2 separate regions of the Homo sapiens genome follow, and region 2 is linked to region 1. Evidence: chromatin loops called from intact Hi-C (ENCODE). Cell type or tissue: natural killer cell. All regions are shown on one strand. Each heading gives the region's core, and the rest is flanking DNA. Links, peaks and the distances in the headings are about the cores only. Region 1 overlaps CHN2 (chimerin 2). Region 2 overlaps CHN2 (chimerin 2).

Region 1 (2,806 bases), core at 110-2,609:
AGCCAAGGTGGAAGGATTTCTTGAGCCTAGGAGTTAGAGACCAGGAGTTCAAGTCCAACCTGCAACATAGTGAGACCCTGTCTCTACAAAAAAAAATTTTTAATTAGCTAAGCATAGTACTGCACACCTGTAGTCCTTGCTACTCCAGAGTCTGAGGCAGAAGGATCTCTATAGCCCAGGAGTCTGAGTTTACAATGAACCATGATTGTGCCACTGTACTCCAGCCTGAGTAACAGAGCAAGATTCTGTCTCAAAAAAAAAAAAAAAAAAAAAAAAAAAAAAGCTTCACATGCAAACCAGAAAGTCTCCTTGCTTCTCAGAATGCTTGAAGTGAAAACAACAAGCATTCCACCTTTCTCTCCCTCCCTGGCACAGGGCCTGGCAAACTCCTACTCATCCGTCACTGCCCAGCTCCAATGTCATCTCCTCTGTGAGGTCTTCCTTGTTAGCTTCCCATTCGCCCCTGCCAGGAACCTGGCTCCTGTCTTCCGGCACCCACCACCCTTGCATGCACTCCTTCATACACTCCCCTCTGCTTGCTTCCCCTCTAGGATTGGGTGCTGCTTCAGGGAAAGGACTTTGTCATCTTTGTGTACCCAGTGCCTAACTTGGGATCAGGAATAGAGTGATGGGTAAATGTTTGTTAAATGGAGAGAGGAGAACATGAACAAATGATCTTTTATAAAGGCACAGGTGTGTAAATATACAATTCCTCCTTATGACCGTGCTGCTGAAAATAGATAAACAGAGGGTACCAGTACAAACAGCTTCAGACAGGAGCTAACTATTAAGGAAAGGTTTGTTTTAATTTTAGTTTCAGACTCTGGTAGTGGAAGTAGGAACTTTCACATGCTGCGATTAGGAAGACAAATGTCCCACTGTGCAAACAGCAAGAGGATATGACTGCTGCCAGCACGCAGTACAGCTGTCCCCAACTCTATGAAGACATGCAACACTCATAACAGCAGAGTGCGGAGAGGGGGTCTATTCTTCTCACTCTGTTATGTAATGTGAATACTTTCTCTTGCGGAAATCATTGGGACCACTTGTTGTTTGCCTTACTCTTAACCCTTTAATCATAGACCTACTGATGCTGTCACCCAGGCTGCCACGGGGTGACAGGAAAGCTTTCCTTCCTGCATACATTTGTTCAAGCATTTGGCATGGAAGTGATAAATGCATGCTAATGCAGAGCTTAATGTGGAGCTTTCAGTTAGCATCTTGCAGGTTGTGAGGGATTGTTTCGGCTGTTGGGTCCTTACTCTTGCTTCTTCCTGTACATCACAGACACGCTTCCTGTGCTGTTTGTTGCTCTGTGGTGTGGTTGATGGGGTGTCTGAAGTGTTGCTAATGCAGTGCGTGTGATCTTTAGAAATATTTTCCCTGAAGTTATTTTTAAAGCAAGTGATAAGAAACCACAGAACACCAAAACCCAGAAGGAAAGGAAAACTGGAGGCTCCCAGTCTCAGGAGGCTTCAAGAATCAGAGCCAACTAGACAGCCTGACTGGGCCCCATCTATTTTTACTGGTCTTACAGTAAGGGGTAAGGTTTAGGTTGGAAATAGATGAAGGCAGGCTTAATATACTTACAGAGAGACTGAAGTAACAGCTTGAATGTTGTGACATAAATGAGTTTGATTGCTATGATAAAATATGGTAGGTCAGTCTTCCCAAGATGACTATTGGGTGTACATGTTACTGGCCATAATTTATTCTTATGGGATACAAATGAGTTGGCCAACTTTGGGCAAGGCACCATCCTCTGTGGGCTTCAGATTCCAAGTCTGTAAGATGGGATAAGAGTACCCACCTCATAGTGCTGTTTGGAAATGAAGTGTGATAATATATGTGCAGTCCTAGGACATTGCAGTGTCTAGTATGAGAGACAGAATTTTGTAATGAAGAAAAGTATGCTTTTCAGATCCGGACAATGCTAGATTTGAATATTCAGCTTCACTATATGATTAATATATGTGATTATTTATGTGATTCTGGGCAACCTCACTATTCCTCTGTTTATTTGCCTGTACAATGGGACTAATAATACCTGTTTTATAAGCTGGTTGTGAGTTTTTTGTTTGTTTGTTTTGCCACAGAGTCTTGCTCTGTTACCCAGGCTGGAGTGCAGTGATGCGATCTCAGCTCATTGCAACCTCCATCTCCCAGGTTCAAGCAATTCTCATGCCTCAGCCTCCTGAGTAGCTGGGATTGCAGGCTAGTGCCACCATGCCTGGCTAATTTTTGTATCTTTTAGTAGAGACAGGGTTTCACCACGTTGGCCAGGCTGGTCTTGAACTTTTGACCTCCAGTGATCTCCCTCTCTCAGCCTCCCAAAGTGCTGAGATTACAGGCATGAGCCACTGCACCCAGCCCTGGTTATGAGTATTAAATAAGACACTGCATACAAAACATCTAACAACGTAATGAAAGACTATTAATAAAGGCTAAGATATCTACATGATATCTGTCAAAATTATCTTTCACAAAAGGAATGTTATCTTAGATTTTATTTTATACAAAGCCTGTCATACTATTGGATTACTCAGTTAATTTATTTTGAACCCTCAATTACATTCTGGAAAAGTCACAGTAGACTTGAAATGATGTTAATCAGGGATAGTTTTGGACCTTTGTAGTGGTCACTTCATGGAATCATTTTTAAAAAAGGAAGCTAAGAAATTTAACCTAGGTATATTTAAACAAGTGCTAAATGTAATTGTAAACAACCTTTTAAAAAGTTTGCTATACTTTTTTTTAATGTAAATTATGTAAAAGGATATAAGTGAAAACCAAATCTCCCTACCTC
Region 2 (2,806 bases), core at 99-2,598, 75 kb before region 1:
GAAGGAAATCTGCACAGTTTAGTGGTTATATATGGGCTCTGCCCTCACAAAATTGTATGTTAGATATCGTTATACACAAACCTTTTAAAATTAGATTATTTTAAAGAGCAATAAAGTAAGTGGTGCACCAGGCGTGGTGGGTTACACCTGTAATCCAAGCACTTTGGGAGGCTGAGGCAGGCAGATCACTTGAGGTCAGGAGTTCAAGACCAGCCTGGCCAACATGGTGAAACTTCATCTCTACAAAACATACAAAAATTAGCCAGGCATGGTGGCGTGAGCCTGTAATCCCAGCTACTCGGGAGGCTGAGGCAGGAGAATCGCTTGAATCTGGAAGGCAGAGGTTGCAGTGAGCCAAGATTGTGCCACTGTATTCCAGCCTGGGTGACAGAGCCAGACTCAGCCTCAAAAAACAAACAACAACCAAAAAAACAACTTTCTATCTAACTGCACAGAAGGTCTCTTCTGTGTATCACAGTACTAGTTTGATAAGATACTTAGAAGGAAAACTTCAGGTATTTGGAATTAGCACCATGTAGAATATTTCATATCACAAATACACATAGTTGTTCTTAACACATGTCAAAGAAAGTGTTAACCTTGCTTTGTGTCACTTACAAAAGTAACCCTTGTGGTTAATACTTTAAACTATTTCTCTATACTAGGCTAAACTAAAGAGAGTGTATTAAAGAGAGTTAAATTATATCAGGATTAGAGTGTCAATTTAGATGATAAAGATCTTTCTTTGAAATCAGTAGAGAGAATAGATTAAATATAATTGTTTTCTTTGTGTTGACTTCATTCAATTCTCTAATCCTTTTCTTCTTTAACTAATTGTTTCTCTTACTTTTGTCAATTAAAGTGAACCTTCCTTACTAAAAAGAAACTAGATTTTAATGGGTGTAGACTTTCAGTTTTGCAAAAGAGAAACAATTCTGAAGATGGATGGTGGTGATGGTTTTACAACAGTGTGAATGTGATTAATGCCACTGACTGTATACTTGAAAATGGTGAAGATGGGGGTGCAGGGGGAGGGAGGGCATCAGGAAAACCAGCTAATATATGTCAGGCTTAATACCTAGGTGATGATGGGTTGACAGGTGCAGCAAACCACCGTGGCACACGTTTACCTATGTAATAAACCTGCACATCCTGCACATATACCCCGGAACTTAAAATAAATCGTGAAGATGGTAAAATTTATGTTATATGTATTTTACCACAATTTAAAATAAGAATCCCTTCTCCCCTCTCCCCTCTCCCCCTCCCCTTTGCACGGTCCTCGTCTCCCCTTTGCATGGTCTCCCTCTGATGCCGAGCCGAGGCTGGACTGTACTGCCGCCATCTCGGCTCACTGCAGCCTCCCTGCCTGACTCTCCTGCCTCAGCCTGCCGAGTGCCTGGGATTGCAGGCACGCGCCGCCACGCCTGACTGGTTTTCGTATTTTTTGGTGGAGACGGGGTTTCGCCGTGTTGGCCGGGCTGGTCTCCAGCTCCTGACTGCGAGTGGTCTGCCCGCCTCGGCCTCCCGAGGTGCCGGGATTGCAGACGGAGTCTCGCTCACTCAGTGCTCAATGTTGCCCAGGCTGGAGTGCAGTGGCGTGATCTCGGATCGCTACAACCTCCACCTCCCAGCCGCCTGCCTTGGCCTCCCAAGGTGCTGAGATTGCAGCCTCTGCCCGGCCGCCACCCCGTATAGGAAGTGAGGAGCGTCTCTGCCTGGCCGCCCATCGTCTGGGATGTGAGGAGCCCCTCTGCCTGGCCGCCCAGTCCGGGAAGTGAGGAGCGCCTCTTTCCAGCCGCCACCCTGTCTAGGAAGTGAGGAGCGTCTCTGCCTCGCTGCCCATTATCTGGGATGTGAGGAGCCCCTCTGCCCGGCCGCCCAGTATGGGAAGTGAGGAGCGCCTCTTCCCGGCCGTCATCCCGTCTAGGAAGTGAGGAGTGTCTCTGCCCGGCCGCCCATCATCTGGGATGTGGGGAGCGCCTCTGCCCCGCCGCCCCATCTGAGATGTGAAGAGTGCCTCTGCCCGGCTGCGACCCCGTCTGGGAGGTGAGGGGCGTCTCTGACCGGCCGCCTCGTCTGAGAAGTGAGGAGCCCCTCCGCCCGGCAGCCGCCCCATCTGGGAAGTGAGGAGCGTCTCCGCCCGGCAGCCTCCCTGTCCGGGAGCTGGGGGGCAGCCCCCGCCCGGCCAGCCGCCCCGTCTGGGAGGTGGGGGGGCAGCCCCCGCCCAGCCAGCCGCCCCATCCGGGAGCTGGGGGGCAGGCCCCGGGTGGGGGGTGGGGGGCAGCCCCCATCCGGCCGCCGCCCCGTCCGGGAGGTGGGGGGCGCCTCTGCCTGGCTGCCCCGTCTGGGAAGTGAGGAGCCCCTCTGCCCGGCCGCCACCCCGTCTGGGAGGTGGGGGGCCCCCTCTGCCTGGCCGCCCTGTCTGGGAAGTGAGGAGCCCCTCTGCCCGGCCACCACCCCGTCTGGGAGGTGGGGGGCCCCTCTGCCCAGCAGCCCCGTCTGGGAAGTGAGGAGCCCCTCTGCCCGGCCGTAACCCCGTCTGGGAGGTGTACCCAACAGCTCATTGAGAGCGGGCCATGATGACAATGGCGGTTTTGTGGAATAGAAAAGGGAGAAATGTGGGGAAAAGAAAGAGAGATCAGATTGTTATTGTGTCTGTGTAGAAAGAAGTAGACCTGGGAGACTCCATTTTGTTCTGTACTAGGAAAAATTCTTCTGCCTTGGGATGCTATTAATCTATGACCTTACGCCCAACCCCGTGCTCTCTGAAACATGTGCTGTGTCCACTAAGGGTTGAATGGAT

What was found. A loop is a pair of places that touch in the nucleus more often than their neighbours do. Peaks named below come from ENCODE experiments on the same cell type or tissue, not always from the same donor. Only the 100,000 strongest peaks of a DNase experiment are listed, where the experiment ranks them.
Region 2: it touches region 1 in a loop (6-fold over the local background); 4 of 110 quality-filtered maps call a loop at or near these places.

Annotation. Positions count from the first base shown.
Region 1 is chr7:29,336,508-29,339,313 of GRCh38, forward strand. The region is part of intron 1 of CHN2 (chimerin 2); the gene reads left to right. Among named protein-coding and RNA genes, the nearest start is that of CHN2-AS1, 130 kb to the left of the region's middle. In natural killer cell, for the core only: no CTCF peak of the experiment used is centred there; a DNase peak (open chromatin) is centred at 1,284; H3K27ac peaks cover 1,179 bases.
Region 2 is chr7:29,261,761-29,264,566 of GRCh38, forward strand. The region is part of intron 1 of CHN2 (chimerin 2); the gene reads left to right. Among named protein-coding and RNA genes, the nearest start is that of CHN2-AS1, 54 kb to the left of the region's middle. In natural killer cell, for the core only: no CTCF peak of the experiment used is centred there; no DNase peak of the experiment used is centred there.